5 separate regions of the Homo sapiens genome follow, and all the other regions are linked to region 1. Evidence: chromatin loops called from intact Hi-C (ENCODE). Cell type or tissue: endothelial cell of umbilical vein. All regions are shown on one strand. Region 1 holds the start of LOC124901098 (a long non-coding RNA gene). Region 2 overlaps ARHGAP26 (Rho GTPase activating protein 26). Region 3 overlaps ARHGAP26 (Rho GTPase activating protein 26). Region 4 holds the start of LOC124901099 (a long non-coding RNA gene). Region 5 overlaps ARHGAP26 (Rho GTPase activating protein 26).

What was found. A loop is a pair of places that touch in the nucleus more often than their neighbours do. Peaks named below come from ENCODE experiments on the same cell type or tissue, not always from the same donor. Only the 100,000 strongest peaks of a DNase experiment are listed, where the experiment ranks them.
Region 2: it touches region 1 in a loop (5-fold over the local background); 6 of 110 quality-filtered maps call a loop at or near these places.
Region 3: a loop joins it to region 1, with 2.0 times the contacts of the local background. A loop is called at or near these places in 4 of 110 quality-filtered maps.
Region 4: it touches region 1 in a loop (6-fold over the local background); 4 of 110 quality-filtered maps call a loop at or near these places.
Region 5: a loop joins it to region 1, with 2.6 times the contacts of the local background. A loop is called at or near these places in 8 of 110 quality-filtered maps.

The regions. Positions count from the first base shown.
Region 1 is chr5:143,124,732-143,128,731 of GRCh38, reverse strand. The region is part of intron 18 of ARHGAP26 (Rho GTPase activating protein 26); the gene reads right to left. It overlaps LOC124901098 (a long non-coding RNA gene), which reads left to right and starts at 3,160. Exons shown (of 2, transcript XR_007058980.1): 1 at 3,160-4,000. In endothelial cell of umbilical vein, no CTCF peak of the experiment used is centred here; a DNase peak (open chromatin) is centred at 2,131; H3K27ac peaks cover 241 bases; H3K27me3 peaks cover 301 bases.
Region 2 is chr5:143,034,836-143,038,835 of GRCh38, reverse strand. ARHGAP26 (Rho GTPase activating protein 26) reads right to left here. Exons shown (of 23, transcript NM_001135608.3): 13 at 1,575-1,640. Among named protein-coding and RNA genes, the nearest start is that of ARHGAP26-IT1, 160 kb to the left of the region's middle. RefSeq lists an enhancer at 1,163-1,923. In endothelial cell of umbilical vein, no CTCF peak of the experiment used is centred here; a DNase peak (open chromatin) is centred at 1,535; H3K27ac peaks cover 402 bases.
Region 3 is chr5:143,180,984-143,184,983 of GRCh38, reverse strand. All of the region lies in intron 20 of ARHGAP26 (Rho GTPase activating protein 26), which reads right to left. Among named protein-coding and RNA genes, the nearest start is that of ARHGAP26-IT1, 9.5 kb to the left of the region's middle. RefSeq lists enhancers at 1,122-1,171, 1,492-1,651. In endothelial cell of umbilical vein, no CTCF peak of the experiment used is centred here; a DNase peak (open chromatin) is centred at 1,833.
Region 4 is chr5:143,218,866-143,222,865 of GRCh38, reverse strand. It overlaps ARHGAP26 (Rho GTPase activating protein 26), which reads right to left. Exons shown (of 23, transcript NM_001135608.3): 23 at 1-508. The coding sequence ends at 420. LOC124901099 (a long non-coding RNA gene) reads left to right here and starts at 1,443. Exons shown (of 2, transcript XR_007058981.1): 1 at 1,443-4,000. In endothelial cell of umbilical vein, no CTCF peak of the experiment used is centred here; a DNase peak (open chromatin) is centred at 1,715; H3K27ac peaks cover 1,083 bases.
Region 5 is chr5:143,057,918-143,061,917 of GRCh38, reverse strand. The region is part of intron 17 of ARHGAP26 (Rho GTPase activating protein 26); the gene reads right to left. Among named protein-coding and RNA genes, the nearest start is that of ARHGAP26-IT1, 130 kb to the left of the region's middle. In endothelial cell of umbilical vein, no CTCF peak of the experiment used is centred here; DNase peaks (open chromatin) are centred at 567 and 1,717; H3K27ac peaks cover 2,334 bases.

The sequences.
Region 1 (4,000 bases):
TGTTTGACGCATTAGGAAAGTAGACCTACAACAGTTGAGCACAGCTCACTCCTTCTCATGACAGACAATGGGACCGAGGACTGCGTGGTGCTCTCAGAGAAGCCATAAACCCAGCACCTTCACAGTGGAAGCCAGGCAAGTCTTAGCAGGGCTTATGTATTGTAACTGTTAAGAAGCCAAATTCAGAGGCTGTAACTGCAGAGGTTTTTTAAGGACAGTTGGAAGTCCTATGTCCTGTTGATATCAGCATTTTGGCAGAGGGATCAACAATTTAGAAAGTAGTTTGGGTAGTTGTATTAAAAATCTCTCAAAAGGAACCAATTACATTAGTAACTGAGGGTATATATAGACAGCTTGGGTAATCCATGGAGAGCTGTGATTTTCCATATCTCCAGAAAGATTCTATTTCCTGTTCTCTTTGCTGACAAAGATGGATAGATTAAAATACAACAACAATCTCCACCTTTATTTGAGTAATATTAAAGGAGCTTCACAATTCAAACAATTATTGGTTTATCTGGGATTTATTGGGGGGAATATATGTGTTCAAATGCACAACCTACCTTATCACATTAATGAAGAGTATCTTACACAGCACTTGTCACTAAAAAAAGAAAATAGCCCTGTGGCAGAAGCATTCTAGCTCAACACCCAAGTAAATCTAGCTTGCTTCTGAACCCTAACAAGGAGAGGAACAAAAAGAGTACAAGCAAGAACCATTGGAAGGGAAGTCAACAAAAAATTTAAAAATAAAAATTGATGAACAAATTACAAAAGCCATGACCACAGGACAAGATTAGCTTCCTGAGCAGGCAAGAGTACCAATGACTATTTCAACATAGTGAAGCATCCAGTCATACCTTTTTATTAATTTTGCATATCAACAACTGTTTGAAATATCAAAGAAATAAAATGCGACTTCTAAACACCTGTCAGTTGCCAAACCAACTATATTAACTAATGTACATTTTGTGCACAAAGTCCAGAACTAGTCCAATGGATTTCAATGTCACCAATATTTTGGTAAAAGCAGATCAAGGCAGATTGGTGGCCCAAATCAACTCAAATTGAGCTAACTACATTGTAAGTCACTAGCATTTTATTGGGAATGCGAGGTTGCTTAGGATTTAGTGCTTAGTCCAGGTGTTAAGTGGGGGTCATCCATGATTGCTAGCTCCTCTCCTTGACATCTGAGGTTGAAAGTTAACACATTAAAAAGGGGCACCGATCTTTGGGGATTTCTGAGAATTAACAGCTCAATGATCAACACTCCCACCTCTTCCAAAGCTAACTGATGGACTAGGGAAGGAATTATTATAACTTATTTTGTCAAACATTAATAGGCATCAAAAGAGGCAATGCTGGCAAAAGCCTGTGGTACATAACACATGAACACACACATATCCTGCTCCATGTACAGAAACCGTTTCGAGTGCCACAGCCACAAGACACAGCATGGATTGTTACAGAACAAGTGCAATCCTACTATTATGTGTTGGAATTTAATAGCAAGGGGACACACACACACATACACTAAGTAGCCTGAAATTTCATGTTGAACCAAAACTATGAAAAGCAAGCAGTTTGTTTTCTTGATATGGTTGTCCTTCTTAAACATCTAAAATTGTCATAGTCATTAGCAAGTAAGCGTTTAAAACACTAAGTAAAGGGAAAACCTTGTAATAAATATAATTTCTGGGCTTTGAGATCTTGGACCATGACAGCATTCAATATTTTGTTTGAAAATCTTAGCTGGAAGCATAAAAATATTGGTTGCTTTAACCATAACCTTAAGTTTTTGCCTACTTTATGTTTTAAGACTCAGTGTGATAAGGTGTGAGTTTGGAGAAAAGATTCTGTTCATACGGAAATGGTAATTTTGCATAACTGACTGCTACCTTAACATAGCGTGGGAAGAGCCAAAATCTTTGCCATCTGAGCTTTCAACTCAGAAACTTGACTGTAGCTAAAAAGAGCTACACCATCAAATCTACTCTTTAGTTCTCATATAATTCAAGGAGAGTCCACGGTAAGGAGTCACTAATAGGAAATGATGCTATGAGCTAGTATTTCCCCTTAGGAAGTCTGGCAAAAAGAAACAAATTAAGAATCTCTCTCTAACCTCCAAGCAAAGCCTGTAGGTCAAAGGTGACACTATCTGAGCTGCAAGTTTAGAACAGTATGGTTAACTCTATTGTGTTATTTGTTTAATGTGTGATTTTGATGTCAGCAATCAAAGTACTATTTGGTTCAGCTTCCAAGGATGTCTTTCTAAAGTGCTGACATAATCATTTTAGCCTCCACTTGGAAACTTCTGAGAGCTCCCAGTTTTCAGAAGTCAGTTCAAAACCTTTTCCTATAGTTTTCAGGACCCTTAGCAAATGGACTGAATCCAACTCTCTGGCATCATCACCCACTACTTGCTAACAACCCACAGTCTTTCACAACCATGCCATTTTAATACAAACAACTTGATTAATGCTGCTCCTCTGAGTGGCTGTCCCTCCTATCTCTACTCTTTCTCTGCCTAGAAAACTTCCATTGATCTGTCAGAGCCCAATGCCAGTAGAATTAAATTATTTATCCTCAGTGATGCCATAACACTTTATTCATCTTACTGGAGGTCATTTAGCACACTGTATTATAGTTAGTTCTATCTTGATAAAATGGGAGTGCCTTGAAAAATGAAGGACCTATTTTACTTATCTTTGGCTAATGGTAGATATTCAATAAAATGCTTACTGCACTGAAAAGAGATTAACTAGAGTAGATTTTAATAGCTTGGGTTCTGAGAGTAGTACTAAGTTCAACCCCTGTTCCTCTCCTAATCAGCTGCTTCTTAAAGTGTCTGCACTTCAGGCTTATAATTTGTAAAAACAGAGCTAAAAATATCAATTTTATAGGGTTGCTGTGAAAATTGAATGATGGATATAAAGCTGCTTAGCACAATATCTTGTAAACAATAAGCTGTAAGTAAAAGTTAGCTATTACTATCATCATTATTATTTCTGGACTGTATTCATTTAAAGGATTCATTAATTTTAATTGAGTAAACAATCAGTATGTATTACCAACATGGAAAAAGAAAAATTTCCATGAGCCCCCAAACATAATATCATATCTCCTAGCTGTTTTCCTCTCTGTCTCCTCCTAATCTAGGATATTTATTTCCCAGAATTGTGCCAAACACTGCTTCCCTCCCAGGTCCGTGAGAGAGGTGGAGGACAGAAGTTCTGGACCATTGTGACAGGGTAAGCATGTCGTTAGTGCACTCTATCTGACCAAACACAAGTTGTGTGTGAAACACATCACTATGGCTCCCAGGAGGAAGATATAGATGGATTCTCTGGGTTGGGGGGAGAGGGTGTTTCTAGACTTGCAGGTACTATCTTGAGGATGTGTGGGTGTGAGTGACAAAATAAAGGAGATCATGTTCACTATTAACCCTCAGCTGAATGTCTAATGTTAACCCTTGGAAAACAACAGAAAGACAGGTAGGCAAAGAGAGAAAAGATTGTATGCCTTAGCTAGTTAGAACACAGAGGTCTCTTACCTTCTATTGAAAAAGAGGTGTTTTACCAGGTTAAAGAAACTGAATTACCCACTTCTCTTTCCTTTTTCTTTAATGCCAATCTTAAAAATGTTTTTCCAATTTTAGATATTTATGAGTTGGTTCTCCATACCAAGGCTCACAAAGGGCATTTAAGGGCTGAAATTGTCACTACCACCAGATGCCTGAGGCTCCTGGTTGAATAAAAAATGGCAATGCAGAGAGGAGGCGGAAAAGCACTCTCCATAAAAACACTGGGTTGCTACCCATGCTCAGCACAAACCACTGATAAGAAAGCAGAGTCATTCCTAAAGGGAACTAAATGCAAACTTGCTGGGTACCATAGATCCCCTGCAGAGATAACGGTCAACAATCCTCCCACGCCTGTGTGCACACACTGCTCCTCCCACCCAGAGGTGGCATCTAGCTCCCCCTGCCTTGAATCTGGCT
Region 2 (4,000 bases), 90 kb after region 1:
TAATCCCAGCTACTCAGGAGGCTGAGGCAGAAGAATCCCTTGAACCAGGGAGTTGGAGTTTGCAGTGAACCGAGACTGCATTACTGCACTCCAGCCTGGGGACAGAAAGAGACTCTGTCTCAAAAAAAAAAAAAAAAAAAAAAAAAAAAAAGGCCGTATGTCAAAAAATGTATTTCCATTGCATTGTCAGTGATTCACAGTTTTTTACTACACAGATGTACCACTGTTGATTTAACCCATTTTTGAGACATTTGGCCCGTTTCTGATTTTGTACCTTAACATCACCACGGTGTAAACATCCTTATGGCTCAATCTGGCCCATATCCTTATTTCCTCAAGACCAATTCCCAGAAATGTCACCTACTTCTACTTTATATTCTCTGGATATATCTTACATACCTTTACAAGATGCCTTAATTCTTTATTTAAGAGAGGTACAGGGGAAATAACTGAACATTTTAAAAAATGTTTCCATACATTACAACTGTTTTGGAAAAAATATCTTTTGACAGTATACATAAGGGTAGGTTTTTAAATTCTCTCTCTTCCCTCTACTTAATGCCTCACAGTCCTTATGGAAAAAAAAGTGTATATTTCTCAACTGGCAAGTTATGAATCCTGCTTTAAAAGAGAGAATTTCTTTCCACTACTTAAAAAGGGCTGGTAGGCTGAGAGGCTGTGAGTAAATAAGATTCACATCTCTGACAACGGTTCAAATCAAATCCAGTGGAAAGATGGTTAATAGCTTTTCTCAGCGGTACAACAGACCAGCAAACTCAAAGCTTCAAACTGCTGGGACTGAGGAATCTCCTTTGTGGCTGTCTCTGAAGAAGGGATGGAGACCATCAGGATGAACCAGCCTCCTTGATCTTAATGTCCTGCTCCCACAGACCTGGGAAAGATCAGTGTGAACATGGGCCTGACCCCTTTTCTCTACCTGGGTGGTCCCCAGGGACTAGCTCCCCAGAGCATCTTGGGTTCACAGACCCCAAGATGTCTGCCAGAGAAAATTTAGGGTGTCTGTGAACTTAGACAGGAAAACAATTACATCTTTATCTTCACTAACCTATAACTGACATTAAGCATTTCCTTCCTTTATGGATGTAAGCAACAAATTACAGGAGCATTAGCGGTACCTGCAACTTGGTCAGAAATCACAGATATTTTCATAACACATTACAATTATTATGGATATCTTGAAATATCACTGCTCCCAAATTATGTCAGTTATCAGACCCACCACTATCACTTATAAAGTGTTAACAAAGAAACACATATATCATGATACCCTGTGTTTTTTAATATTTTAAAAATCGAATTTCAGTAACTGGTTTCTATAATCATACGTATTTTAGATATTTAACACATTCTTCTGATCAGCCAAAGAAGTTGGTGACACAAAATCAGTTAGGACCTCCTGCTTGAGACCAACAAGACTTGTGGAAATCCACTGACAATGGCACTTGGGGAGCTAATGAGTCACTTAAAGTCAGGAAACAGCAGGTAGCAGGTCTGACTCCTCACCAGATGCGTGACCTTCTATGAGAACAATGCCATCTGTTAAACTACTTTACCTCTGGTTTCCACAGCATGGATGCATTTCCTGATTATGCTGAAGCCAATGCTGTCCAACTGCGCAGCTGAAAGAGCAAGAGAAGGACAGTCAAGTTGCTAGCCATGGAAATCAACCTCAGGATAGGGCTTAACCAAACCAGGATGAATCAATCGCATGCTGTGGTCACATATCCTTTTAGTTTTTCCCAATAACAGTACAGGAATAACATAATAATAATAATAATAGCTGGCATTGATTGAGAGCTTTCCATATGCTAGGTATGGTTTTAAGTGCTTTGCATGTAGTATCTCATTTAGTTCTCATAGTAACCTCAAGCTGTAGTAACCTGTAAAATTATCTTCAATTTACAGGTGAAGAAACTGCAGCATAAGGTGACAGGTACCTTTACATTGCTCTGCTATTAACAGAAGCTGTAGAACTAATTGCGGTCTCCTTCAAAAAGCACAAATTAAGTGGTCTATAAATGTTGGGTAAGTGCTTAAAATAGATTTTCTCACTTGATCTCAGTAAGTCCTCCAGGTTGACATTATCACTAGCCCATATTACAGATGAAGAAACTGAGGCTTGGTAAAACTAAGTATCTTGACCAAAGATGCAGAGCCAATACATGGAGACTTGCTCTAGAGCCCATACCATCAAACTGCCTTAAACGTGTCCCTGAGTTAAGTATAATCCTGCTCAGGTGACTAGAAGAAAGGAAAAATAGAACAAAGAATAAAAGAAGAAAAATGATTCAGAGGAAAATTAAAAGAGCCAAGAACAAAGACACTACCAAAGGAAGCAGCATGAAGGCAGTGGGGCCATCCTCTAGGGGGAAATGAGCAAGTGGTGACAGGATTCTCACCCAGAAAATAAATGATCAACAGCAGCAACTTCTTCCACAGCAGAGAACCACACAAGGCTGGAAACTTCTAACCTGACAACAAGGCTGGAAATTCCCTAAAATTCACCCCCATGTTTTGGTTACCCGGTGATAATCTTTAAGAATGGGTTCATCTTTGACCTTCTTAGGACAGTGGACAAGGCATTCTACCACTTAATGGTCAGAGTGGAAAAGAAAATGGCAGAAAGTAGAAAAGCAAGTATTTATAGATGATTTGCGGTCATCTCAGGGAAAGTAATAAACTTGTAATATTTGAGAAGTGAGCAGAACCTGAACTCACCTTGGATCTAATCCAAACTGAATCTTTCTTTAATTCTTAGCGTATATGGGTAAACTTAGATAAAATGAACATTTTATTTTTTTATTTCCATAGGTTATTGGAGAACAGGTGGTGTTTGGTTACATGGGTAAGTTCTTCTTTTTTTTTTTTTTTTTTTTTTTGAGACAAGGTCTTACTCTGTCGCTCAAGCTGGAGTGCAGTGGCATGATCTTGGCTCACTGCAACCTTCGCCTCCTGGGTTCAAGCGAGTCTCCTGCCTCAGCTTCTCTAGTAGCTGGGATTACAGGCACCCACCACCACATCTGGCTAAGTTTTGTATTTTTAGTAGAGACAGAGTTTCACCATGTTGGCCAGGCTGGTCTTCAACTCCTGACCTCAGGTGATCTACCCGCCTCGGCCTCCCAAAATGCTGGGATTACAGGCGTGAGCCACCGCACCTGGCCTACATGGATAAGTTCCTTAGTGGTGACTTGTGAGATTTTCATGCACCTATCACCCAAGCAGTATACACAGCACCCTATTTGTAGGCTTTTATCCCTCACCCCCTTCCCATCCTTTCCCCCACGTCCCCAAAGTCCATTGTGTCATTCTTGTGCCTTCGCATCCTCATAGCTTAGCTCCCACTTATGAGTGAGAACATACAATGTTTGGTTTTCCATTCCTGAGTTACTTCACTTAGAATAATAGTCTCCAGTCTCATCCAGGTAGCAGCAAATGCCATTAATCATTCCTTTTTATAGCTCAGTAGTAATCCATCATATATATACACCAAAGTTTCTTTATCCACTTGTTGACTGATAGGCATTTGGGCTGGTTCCACGTTTCTGCAATTGTGAATTGTGCTGAAGATTTTAAAACATTTTTTAATCACCAAGAATTCCCAAAATCAAACTAAAAAGGAATGCTAATTCCTAAAACAACTCTTCCCAAACTGAAATATTAATAGTTCCTATACTTACATACATACTTATTGCTTAGTGATGCTTATTACAAACACACTCAGCCTCTAGGATAGTAAGTAAAGTACCAGAAAAGAAACAGAAAAACAATGTTTTTCTCCCTGGAGATTACTTGCTATACAAACCATTCTTTTTATTCCCTTAAAATGGTAAGGAGCCTATTAACCCAATCCCTTGTTTTTCCCAGTATAAATAAAGTATTTGCTCTGCAAATTATGGCATCTCAAGATTCTGATTACAGGCTGAAAGCCCAATTAAAATAATTCTTCCAAATAAAACTCAACTCATGCGGCAGGCATTTT
Region 3 (4,000 bases), 56 kb before region 1:
TAGACCTCTCATTAATTCCTTCTGATAAATACTAGGGGTGCAGTGGCTGAGTCAAAATATAAGCCCATCATAAGGCTTACAACACGTATTGCCAGAAAGGTCGCACTCCTTTATAATCCCACCCCCAGTGGGGCAATTTGGCCTCACACACGTTCCTTCCCTCCTCTCCCCTTTTTCAGTCTCTTGAGTATATGGATTTTGTTGCCTCTGTCCAATGAACTCATCAAGACTTGCTAAGGCAAAAATGGGGCAGATCCAGTCTAGGTTCAAACCATCCCTCCAAAAGAAATGAAAGCTCTAAGAGGGGACTTCTCTGAACCACTGCAGTGTTTCAGAACAAGGGGGCCGATGAGAGACAGGAGGGTAGATTTGTTCTCCCTTAGCCTCTTCTCCTGAATTAAGAATTACTGGCTTCCCCCAGTCCATCAGTCAGCAAGCTGAGTCTGAACACTGAATTATAGCAAGGGAATGAATGAGCTTTTATATAGTAGATACACACATGCTGCACACACACAGGCACACAGACCCCCACCCACGGCACCTCCAGCTGTGATGCTGGAGACACTCTGGCAGGTAAAATGTCCCTCCATAACCCTCAGGGAATCACCAGGGAATGCTCCTTATACATGTTTTTACGGGAGAGACAAAAGGATAAGCAATAATACATTAATTCAGGTTAGGGGGAGGCCTGAATATTTGTAATGAGTATTTCAGCTAGTCCAAAAGAGGCATTCTCTACCCCCTAATGGGCAGGAAGGGACAGCTGGCATTTCAGACTTGGCAGATCCCTCCTGAAAGATCAATGTTGTCTCTGTATTGGATAGCCTGATCTGGTCCAAGGTTTATTTGTTGAAATAGATAATGTAATATTCAGACTGTCAGCATTTGCACACATACACTGCTTTCCCTTAACCCCTTTCCCCCATGAAACTTTCAGAATCTAAATACTTTACCCCTTTATTCAAGGGTCAGAGTTTCTGAACAGGGGCAAAGGGAACTTCAAACCATTTGGTTACCATGAGGAGAGGAAAGAAGGCAGGAGCATCAATCTTTAAAAACTACAGGTTATCCAAACTTCTACTGAAACTTAAGAAAATGGAGTCCTTCCCCAAGTCCCTTCTACTATATTCTCCACCAGCATCTCTGCCTGCTTAGGAGCACGACAGAGACAGGCGCAGAGACACTGCTGAGGAGCCACAGGACTCACACTGGTAGTCAGAGACCTACATCAGACACTAAGGAGTTGGTGGAGGAAGCCATTCCCCTGGTACGCCTTCGCCCATAACCAGAGGTAGGGGTGGCGTCCGAGGAGGCCCCGGGGGAATTTCCACTGGTGAATGCAGCTGCTGCTTTCTTGGCAACTCACAGTACGTGTGGGCAGGGAAGAGCTCAAGAAATGAGTTGCCTGCAAGCTGCTCCCCGGCACAGGATGGACTGTGGGTGAGTTTTGCAACTGTTCAGGATAAGGCCAACTCCCGGTGGGTTAGCACCAAAGCTGTGAGCTTTGTGTTCTTCCAGAATAGTAGCTGAGATGAGCTAATAGTACTAAGAGTTAACATTTACTGAAGGCTTATTACCAGGCAGGTCACGGAGCACACGGCTCTCATTATCTCCTCAATCCCCACGATAAGATCAGCAGGCAGGTCCTACCATTAGCCCCATTTCACAGGTGAGGAGACCATGTATATGAATTTGGCATTCTGAGGAATCACAGAAAACCTTCCAGGACATTTTAATCTGGCCCTATGCCAACCCACCTCTTGCCCCTCAGCTCTGTAAATATTTGGCAAAGCACTGTGTTTATACATCTTTTGTGAGATTATACTGCCACCAAGAACAGCCGAAATTCCCCTACAGGCCTTATCTAGGAAAGGAAATGAGGTTTTTTTTTCTTTTTTTTTTTTTTTTTTGCCACTTTTCATTTGCATGAGGCATAAGGAGAATAACCCTAAAACCAAAGCAGCTAACCCATTGTCAACGTGTTGCATTCAGACAGTCAACAAAGCCAGACAACCACGGGGCCTGCTGGGGCACTTCCCAACTGGTAGCACCAACTTTCCAAAGGATCTATGTCACACAGGATTAGGAGGACTACAATAAAACCAATGACTGTACCCTAAAAATTAATTTTCTTGACAGGATTTATGGAGATGACTATTTACATGGGGCTTGATTTTGAGAATTGGGTGGATAACGACAGAGTGACTGTTTACTTAAGAGAACTGGCATGGCCAGGCCACCACACACATAGAGCAAGGGATTTGTCTTTATAGCCAGGAAATTTCAGGGCTATGAGTATATAAAAATCAATTGTTATGTGAATTATCTCCTAGGCCAATTAGCTAGAGTAGACAATAAATGATCTTGTGCATCTTCCATGTTAATGACAGGGTTTGGGTAAAGGAGTTCATAGCTTATCAACAAACCAAGTTTTATTGTTTTTTTAAACTAAAACGGATTCACTTAACAAATATTTAGGAAGCATCAGAGCCAGGTCTTGTCCTAAGTGCTGAGAATCCTGTGATACACAAGACAGGACAGGCCTTACTCTCATGGAGCTTAGTGTCATGAGGAGAGACAAACGAGTGAAATACCGGGCAAGAACATTTCAGAGGGAAACCTATGGAGTTTCCCAGTTCATCATCTGCAAGCCACTCTTCAGCAGATGATGAACTGTGGATGAGTTTTGCAACTGTTCAAGATAAGGCCAACTCCCAGTGGGTTAGCACCAAAGCCGAGTGCTTTGTGTTCCTCCAGAATAGTAGCTGAGATGAGTTAACAGTAGTAAGAGTAGTAAGAGTTGTCAACTCTTACTACTATTAGGGAAATAACACAGAGTGATGTGGTAGACAGTGATGGGTGTGGGGACAGAAGGGTCAGGGCAGGCTATAGCATGTAAGGATCAGGGAAGAACCTTCTGAGGCAGCAGGAGCAGGTGCTGCTAAGGCCTCACAGCGAGAATGGATGTGCTTTGTACGGGGACAAGAATAAGCACAGGAGCGTACAAGCCAGGGAGGCAGCCGTGTCAGGGGAAGTCGGAGAGGTTAGTTAAGTCAGGTAAACAATGGCTGACCATGTAGACCATGAGAAACAGTTTAGATTTTATTCTATGTGCAGCTCTAAGCCACTGGGGGGTTTTAAACAAATTCCTGAATCGGAGGCATTGCTAAACCTGTAACATAGTTAAAGAATTAAAAAACAAAAACAAAACAAAAAGTCCTTAACATCTCAAAGACACTGGCATCTCCAAAGTGCGGAGCTAAAGTTCCTCTTTTTGCAAAATGAATTGTCCAGAAATCTATTCCGGTGTAATTCATTTGTTTACTCATTCATGTCACGTATAAATAAATGTTTGTCACTCTGTTCCAGCCACTGTGCTTGGCACTGAGGAGATACAACTGGGAAGACAGGTATGGCCCACAGAGAATGAGACAAATAACCAGGTGATGACAACACACTGATAAGTGCCCCACTGGGGATGATGCTTCCCTAACACGCGAGAGTTCTCCCATCAAGTTTAGGGAGCATGGAGGAGGAAGGTGTAAGGAGGGGGAAGCAGGAAAGGCTTTCTGAAGGAAGTGATGTTTAAGAACACAGTGTTCCCCAGAGATGAGAGGAAACAGGGCAAGGTTGCAGAAGTGCAACAAGTACAGTAAGGTCAAAGTAAAGAGTGTAAACAGACGCTGCAATGGCAAGCCAGAGTAGGTCACCCAGGCCTCCCAGTTAATAAAAGGATTAAGGAGTATATAGTATCCATGGGGCCATCAAAGACTCTTATGCAGGAGAGTGCTGTGTTCAAGCTTGCATGGTAGAACAATCCCACAGGTTTCAGAGTAGAGAATGAGCCAGTAAAAAGGGTCAGGAAGGCCAGATGGCCAAGGCTTGGGCTGAGGTGGTGGCAGTGGGGATGGTGACTGGTAGGCTGCTGTGAGAACAGAATCAACAGGTCTTGATCATTGTTGAGAAGTCAGTGATGAGTAAAGGAAGCTGGCCAGGTTTC
Region 4 (4,000 bases), 94 kb before region 1:
CTGGATCTCAGCGCCAATTTCTTCACCCAGCCCCAGCAGGCTTAGCTACACAGTGTGCTCTCAGGGACTATTTCTATCTGACTTCCTCTTTCTGAAGGTTGGGCGTTTGGACCGTTGAAACAAAATGAGTGCCCCCTATTCAGGGTACTCATGAGAAAACGGCTTTGCAAGTCTTCCTCTTAGTTATCAAATGCTCTCCTCTGCTGATTGACTTCTTTTCTTGCAGTACTGATGCATGTTGGCTGAGATGATCATGGAGATGAGTGACACCAGAGCTCACAGAAACATTCATGTTGACAGGTAGCAACAGAGTCAGTCACGCTGCATTTCTCAGTGGCAAAGAGAAATGGCCTCGACACTGGAATCAGCAGTTGTCATGGATACCATGTAAAGCTCAGCAGTTCTGCTGGGGCCCACGGTTAGAGGAACTCCACGTAATTCTCAGGGATGAGGCCAGTCTTTCCGTTCAGAGTCCCCTCCAACCAGCCAGGCTCCTGAGATGGGTGAACTGTACAGGAAGGGGAGAGAAAGCGAGAAGAGATGGCATTACAGATAGAGCAGGCGGCAGATGTGTGTGTGGGGTGTGTGTGTGTGTGTGTGTGTGTGTGTGTGTGTGTGTATGAAGGAAGCTTGGACAATGAGTACAATCACTTATTAAGTTACATCATTCTAGAAGTTTAAACCAAAGGTTCTGAACCTTTTGTGGAATATAAGCCTTCTGATGAAAGCTGTCCTGAACTTTCTTTACAATGAAAAAGGAAACAGACACAGACATACAAAATTTTGTGTACAATTTTAGGGGTTTCACGGATTTTCTGAAGCTCCTGGTTTAAACTACAAAGAAGTGACAGATTCCTACTCTTGTTAGAGGGCAACAGTTGTCCTGGTCCATCCATACATGTATCCATCCTTCCATCCTTCCTTCCTTCCTTCCTTCCTTCCATCCATCCACCCACCCACCTGCCCAGTATCAACTATGTACTCAGTGCAGTGCCCATGGAAGACTGCTAAGAACTACTCTTTAAAGATATCCAGCTTCTAGAGGCTGGGCCTGGTGGTTCACGCCTGTAATGCCAGTACCTTGGGAGGCTGAGGCAGGTGAATTGCTTTAGCCCAGGAGTTTAAGAACAGCCTGGGCAACATGGCAAAACCTTGTCTCTACAAAATATACAAAAACTACCTAGGTTTGATGGAGCGTGTCTGTAGTCCCAGCTACTTGGAGGAGGGGGAGTGCCGAAGCGGGAGGATCGCTTGGGCTCAGCAGGTCGAGGCTGCAGTGAGCCGTGATTGCACCACTGCACTCCAGCCTGGGCGACAGAGCAAGACCCTGTCTCAATCAATCAATCCAGCTTCTTGTCATCATCTTACTTTCCTTCAAATCCTTACCCCCTGCTTCTAATTTCCTTGCAAATTTTCTGGGGTTTTTTTTTTTTTTTTTTTTGGTTGCTGTCATTTTGAATAGCCTTTGAATAGCCATTTCTCTGTTTCACTCACACCCTTTCTTAGTTTTCTTTCCTGTTCTCTAGATTTCCCCCTCCTCTATATACCAGTTTGAAAATTCTTCTCTTCCTCCCTCTATTGCCCTTTGATTTTTCAGTATCCAAAGAATATATATCTACTTTTGTGACATCATGATCCATCTCCATGGAAACCATTGTGATATTATAAAGATTATCTAAAATCCAGCTGAGTCTGCACAGTAGTCAATAGCAGGAAGGAAGAGAGAAGGAATCATGGGACTAAGAGGTGGGGGATGTTCATGCTTGTCAACTGAAGATGTACAGATCACTCTGCAGTGAGGCAGGACATTTACTCTTAATGTGTTAGGAAAACTCCAATTTTCCAAGATTATTTGGAGAGAATAGATTTTCCCCTATTCCCTTCCTGGGCTAATTAAATGACTTCCTGAGCTTGTTTTAGAAAAGCATTTCCGCTCCGACACTGCTACAGAATTCTAGTTTCAGTTTGTAGGGAAAGACGCAAGAACAGAAACCAAAGGAGACAAATGGGAGGCAGCAAAAGAATCAGCCTTGAGGCTTCCAGAAGATCAGTGTCAGTCAACTTTGGGTACACCTTGAGTGCCTCCTTAGGAAAAGACAAGGTTAAACATCTATTAGTTGGCCTCCAAAGTTGGCCAATTTCAGATCACTAAGCTTCAGGAATAAACAGCAAGGATACTTTGGGTTCATGACAACCCACACAAGAGACAGTCTGGGAGAGAAGTGCCTTGGAAGAAGACACAACTTAAAAGCAACCTGGCCTCTCCAATGACCAAAGCTCTCCCATGCCACTCTTAAAGAACACCCATATACCCCTGCCCTCTGCCCATCCATCCAACCAAAGCTTCCAAGATCACTTCAGTTTCTGCACTTCATACTGGTGACAACAAGACCCTCTTCCCTTTACTGGGTTCTTGCAAATATGAAAGGAGCTGGTGTGGATAAAGCACTCGGCACAGAGCCAGGCACAGAGCAAATGCTCAGTACAGGCTAGTCAGTAGGAGACCCTGGATCGGGACTGCTCAGCAAGACCCCCTCCTAGTAGCGACCTAGTAAAACCAGATGGCCCTTACCACCCACCTAAGCTTCAGGAAAAATCAAATGTTTAGAATAAAATTAACAAATCAAACCCATTCTCCAAAATAAAAACGTAGAAAGAATAAAGCAGCCAGACTGACAAAACAAAAAAACAAAAACCAGGCCCTCCCGCTTTATAGCCAAGCTCCAAGTTGAGTTATTACTCTACTGGATGCACTGAGTCCATCTCCTTCAGACCTTTCTCCTTTTCCTGGCTAGCTGTTCACCCACAGCACAGGTACTGGGGTGAAAACATTTACAATGCAATTTGAGGGCTAAGGGAAGAATTAGAGGGGACAAGAGAGGCCCTCCAAACTGGAGGCCAAAAGGTAGGTCACAGGAGATGGCAGGAGATAACACAGCCTTTGGGTTGGACTGCTGACTCACTGAGGCTTCAAGCCAGGATTTATACGAAAGCATGTGCCAGACCATGTGCTTCGGAACCCTCAGGATGCTTATTCAAACTGCACATTCCTGGGCCCCATGGCAAATCAATTAAAGCAGAATCTCTGGGAATGGGACACAGGAACCTGTATTTTCACTAGCTCACAGGAAGTTAGGAGCTATAACTTTTCTGTGCCCAAATGCCTCTGAGATAAAATGCAAATTGTCATTTACTAATAGAGGAGGGAGGCAGCACCAGTGCCCCCTTTCTTTCTGCTGTCTTCTGTTTCCATGTAAAGGCTTAGCTGAAGCCCCACTTCCTTTGTAAATACTACCATGGAATCCCTTCTACCTGCTCCCTCCTCCTCCAGACACCTAAAATGCTCATAGTACATTCCACATAGTATTCATGGGTCCTATTTATATGCTGTTCAAACGTGCTAAGCTTTGCTTCTCTATCTAGTTTTTCAGTGCGTTTTGGTTTGGATTATAGCACTTCCTGGCTCCACAACCTTCAGTAACTCCCTTCTGCCTCGTGAATTATAATGATACAAGCTAACACTTAGATATGTTATGAAGCTGCTGTGTGCTTGGAGTTTTAGACATGTTGATTCATTTGATCCTCAGGATCCCAGCTTGTATTATTATTATCTGTATTTTGCAGATGAGAAAATTAAGGCTCAGAGAGGTAAAATAATTTGTGCATGGTCATAATACTGGAACCAAAATTTGAACCCAGCTTGTTTGACTCCAGAGACCAACTCCCTTCCCACTGTATCAGGCCTCTATTTAACCAGAGGGTGTGACCCATGCTGATAAGGATGATAACATGTTGAGCACATGCCAGGTGGCAGACCCTTTGCGAATACGCACTTCACACCTGAGTTTCCTCCTTTCATCTTCAGAATGACTATGGAGTTGGTTCTGCTATTATCCTCACTTTACTGATGAAAAACTGTGGCTGTGAAAAGTTAAGCATCTTGGCCAAAATTAAATATTAATAGCTGGTAGACAATGAAAATGAATCAGAGACCAAGACA
Region 5 (4,000 bases), 67 kb after region 1:
AAGATGTCTGGGAAAAGTATCATCCTAGCCCTTAAAAAGGGACTCAGAGAAGAAATAATGCCTTTTCTGCTTCTGGACAAGCACTAACATGCAAGGACACAATAAAGTATGCTGGGACTCTGCGAGGAGCTAGCCAACACAAGACGCTGGCTGAGCAGGAACATGAAAATAACCTGAGTCCTTCATGAGCTGAGAAACTAACCAACTCTCAGGACAGATTCTGTGTCATGACACAACAGATCTCCTTATTGTTTAAGCCATTTTCAATTGGATTTTCTGTTTCTTGCAGCTCAAAGCATCCTAAATGATACCATATCTCTCTGGGGAAGCAAGACAGTGCTCTGCCTCTCCAATGCCCCTGCAACAAAGGAACAGTTGCTCCAAAAAAGGAAAAAGACTCAGGTTTGTTTCTCAATAAGTATTTTGGGAAAACCAGCTGTGAAAAGGTATTTTTAATATCTACTCCTGATGTATGAAGAGTTCTTTGAAATCCTTCCTCACTGCATACACGGTAATAAATCTACAATGAGCCACTACGAATGGTATGTGTGGGGATATACAACATACTTGGAGTCATAATATGTAAACATTAGGAAATTACCATGAAATTAGTCTTTATTACTCATCTACTCTTATTTCCTCTATGATTATAAGAGTGGGATACTTTTCTCGTGTCCTGCTCCACCTGATAAAAATAACAGAATTATACAATTGGAAGAGAAAGAAAACTGAGGCTCAAAGAGGTAGAAAAATTGGCACAAGGATCCACAGCTATCTGGGAATGATTTTTTTCTTGCAAAAGTAAATCATGCAAAACTAAATCACGCAAAAGTAAAAATGCCTTTTGCATGATTTTAAAACAAAAACATTTGTTGAAAACTCAACACAAAGTCAAATTGCAAAGACTTGGAAAGTCAAAACTGGATTTTTAAAAGCTAATTTAATCACGACAATAAAATCTCCCTTTTGAACTCACTGCTTTGAGCTTCTTCTTTCTAATTCTAATATTCGCCTACATCCCAATCCATATTCCTCTCAATATCATTTTTCTCTGTCCTAGAAAATCCTTGCATATGGCCCATTCTCTGGGCCAGTGGTTCTTAGATCACTGTTCACATAATAATTACCTGCAAAATAAATCAGAAATGCAGATTCCCAGGCAGCGAGCCTGACTGAGTAGACCCACAGAGCCCAGAAATGTCAATGTAAACAAGCGCCCCGGGTTATTCTAACCATGCTTTGAGGCACATGACTCCAGACTGTATACTAGATTCCAAGATCCAAACAGAAAACATCTAATTATCATAGTAGATTTAAGCTGAAACTACAAAAATATGTGCATGGTTGCCTATAATTTTTATGTTCCCTCTGAGGTCTGAAACAAATCCAACATCTCTGTGATTTGGATGTACCCTGGTAATCATTTGCTTTAGAGGTTTGGAGTTTTTATCCTTCCCCCCACCCAATACTTTTTTTCCCCTCTGAATGAATTTTTAGCTGGGATTAAATATAAAATGCCTTAAATCTCCCTCTGTGGCTAAGGGAAATCAGTTTTGGAAAATGTTTCAAAAGAGTACTTTAAAAAATATACAATACAAAATGCTTGCCTTTGAACCAGAATTCTGAGATGCACAAGGCAAACAGTAAGTAATAAGAGAAGTAAACACCAGTTTTCCAGCAGAATCAGCCCTGAAACCAAAACTTAGGAAGGAAGCTGACCATTAAGTAAGTAGCCCAGAGGAACAATAGCTCAGGCATAGCCTAGGGTAAGTCTAAACCTGAGAAAACTGGAATCAGACAAACCTCTTGTCCCAAGTTAACTTTCCCTTACTGCTTGATTTTAAAATAAGGACAGTGCTGTAAATGAGAATATAAAGTTTAAGTGGAATCTTAGAACTCCTCTGGATGCCAAAGAATTTTTTCAGACCTAAATAAATACTCTTTACTGGATTCAACACTGCTCATTCATATCCTTCTCCACAGGGACATTTTAAATATAGAGGCTCGAGAGACAAGAACACAGCACGCTAAGAATTTGAGTCCGCTATAGTCTAATACTAGCTCTAACCAACTCACATTACAGCATGAGAGCTTGTCTACAGGTAGATTTCTTGATAATTAAATGATCAAAACATGCCATAAAACCACAGAAAATCATTCTCAAGTTTCACAGATAAGACAATGATCAAGAAATGCTATGAAGTAAACAACTCCAAAAATAAAATTGCCTTAAATTGGTTAGAAGGCCAAAAAAACAAAAATGTGTCAAGGTCACAACTGTGATTTGCAAATTCCAGTTTACAACTCTTAGGTTAGTAACAAGGATGGACTGAATGTAATGGGACTGGAGGGGGAAAGGGTGGGAAAAGGAGGAGAAAGTGAGTCATCCAACCAGGAGATGAACAAGTTCAACTGTTCAAGATCTACCTTAAGGGTTTGGTTTTGTTTTTTAAATCCTTTTTTCTTCTTCTTTAAAGAATCCTAACAATCCTAAAGGAAATTTAAAAGTAGGAAAAACGCAACACTGGCTCTGCTGGGTCACCCTTCACTTTTGGTCTCTCTCAGTTCAGTTAAGCTCTCCTTCCAACTGCACAGCTTGAAAAGGCCCATGGCTTTCAGATGGTTCCTAACCCTTCTCCAGCTGCTCTCTGCAGGCCTGAAGGCCTCTTTCAGACCCGATGGCCATGAAGCAGTCATGAGCATCCCCACACATGCTAGGCTGGAGGGTGCACCTGGAACCTTCTATGTCTTGGTGTTTGTCCTTCAAGTGTGCAAAGTTTTGCAACTAAGATCTAAACCAGCTTCTCTGCTTAACAAACGCCTGACTCTAGGTTGTGTGGAACTGGTACTCAACTGTCATCTCAGAGCATCTGGAGTTACTTTTTAAAGCCCAGTTCCCATTATTTTAAACATGCTTCATCGGGATTCTTTGACACCTTTAGGGCATTCTCCTGTAAACTTGCATGTTATCTGCTATTCTTCCTAAGTACTCCTGAACAAGCAGCTCTGATATGGAAAGCCAAGAAAAAAAGTTGGTCAATAATGGAGCAACTGTGGCTTTGCCGAATTCCTTCCCAATAACACACAAGACACTCTTGGCTTCTTGATGGAAATGAGGAAATGGTGGAAATCTTCATGATATATATCACTCTTTTTCCCAAAGGCAATATCAAGTGCTTGACAGAAAGATGAAAACTAACCATTACAATCTCCCTCAGAAGAATATCAACTTATCCCCAAGAAATACCCTAATGGCATAGCAAAGTATGGACTATAAGGGCCAAATTTATAACACATCAGTTCAATAGAATGTAGGGTTTAATAATTTAGGTTAACTGTTATGCTCTCATTCTTTTCTTGTGCTCCAGTCTGCAATCAAGAACATACCATCAAAGTCAACGGAAGGTTAGAACACACACACAAGTAGTGATGAATGCAGCACGGGAAGTCAGCAATGCCATTTGTGAAAGGGTCAAGGAACAGTAAATACACAAATATTCAAAACCATTCCAAGAAAATCAGGTCCCTACTGAATGCTTTGATTATCTCAGAGGACAAGTGAGTATTTGCCAAAAATAATTCCTTTATTCTTTATACTTCTTCAAAGGCTTTAATGCATGTAACTTCAAAAATCAATGATCCTTGTAGAAAAAGGGGAGTCTATTATCCATATTAGACAGATGGGGAAACTAAGGAATAGAAAGTTCAGCAGTTTGTTCAGGGCTGGTTAAGCAGCAGGTTAATAACAGAGTCAGCTCTAGAATCCAGTCCTCTTTACTAAAAACCCAAATTCTGTAAACCCACAACATATTTTTGTTTGTTCTTGATGAGCATAAGAACATATAATCCCACAAAATTCTGTGTGGTGACCTGGTATCATGGACAACACACTCCAATTTGCCCTTGATCACCATAGGTAAAATCCCCCTGAAAACTCTGCTTGGTGGCCTGGTTGCATGAGCACTTCCCCAGCATCCTCTGGGAAGGCCATCTGGCATTT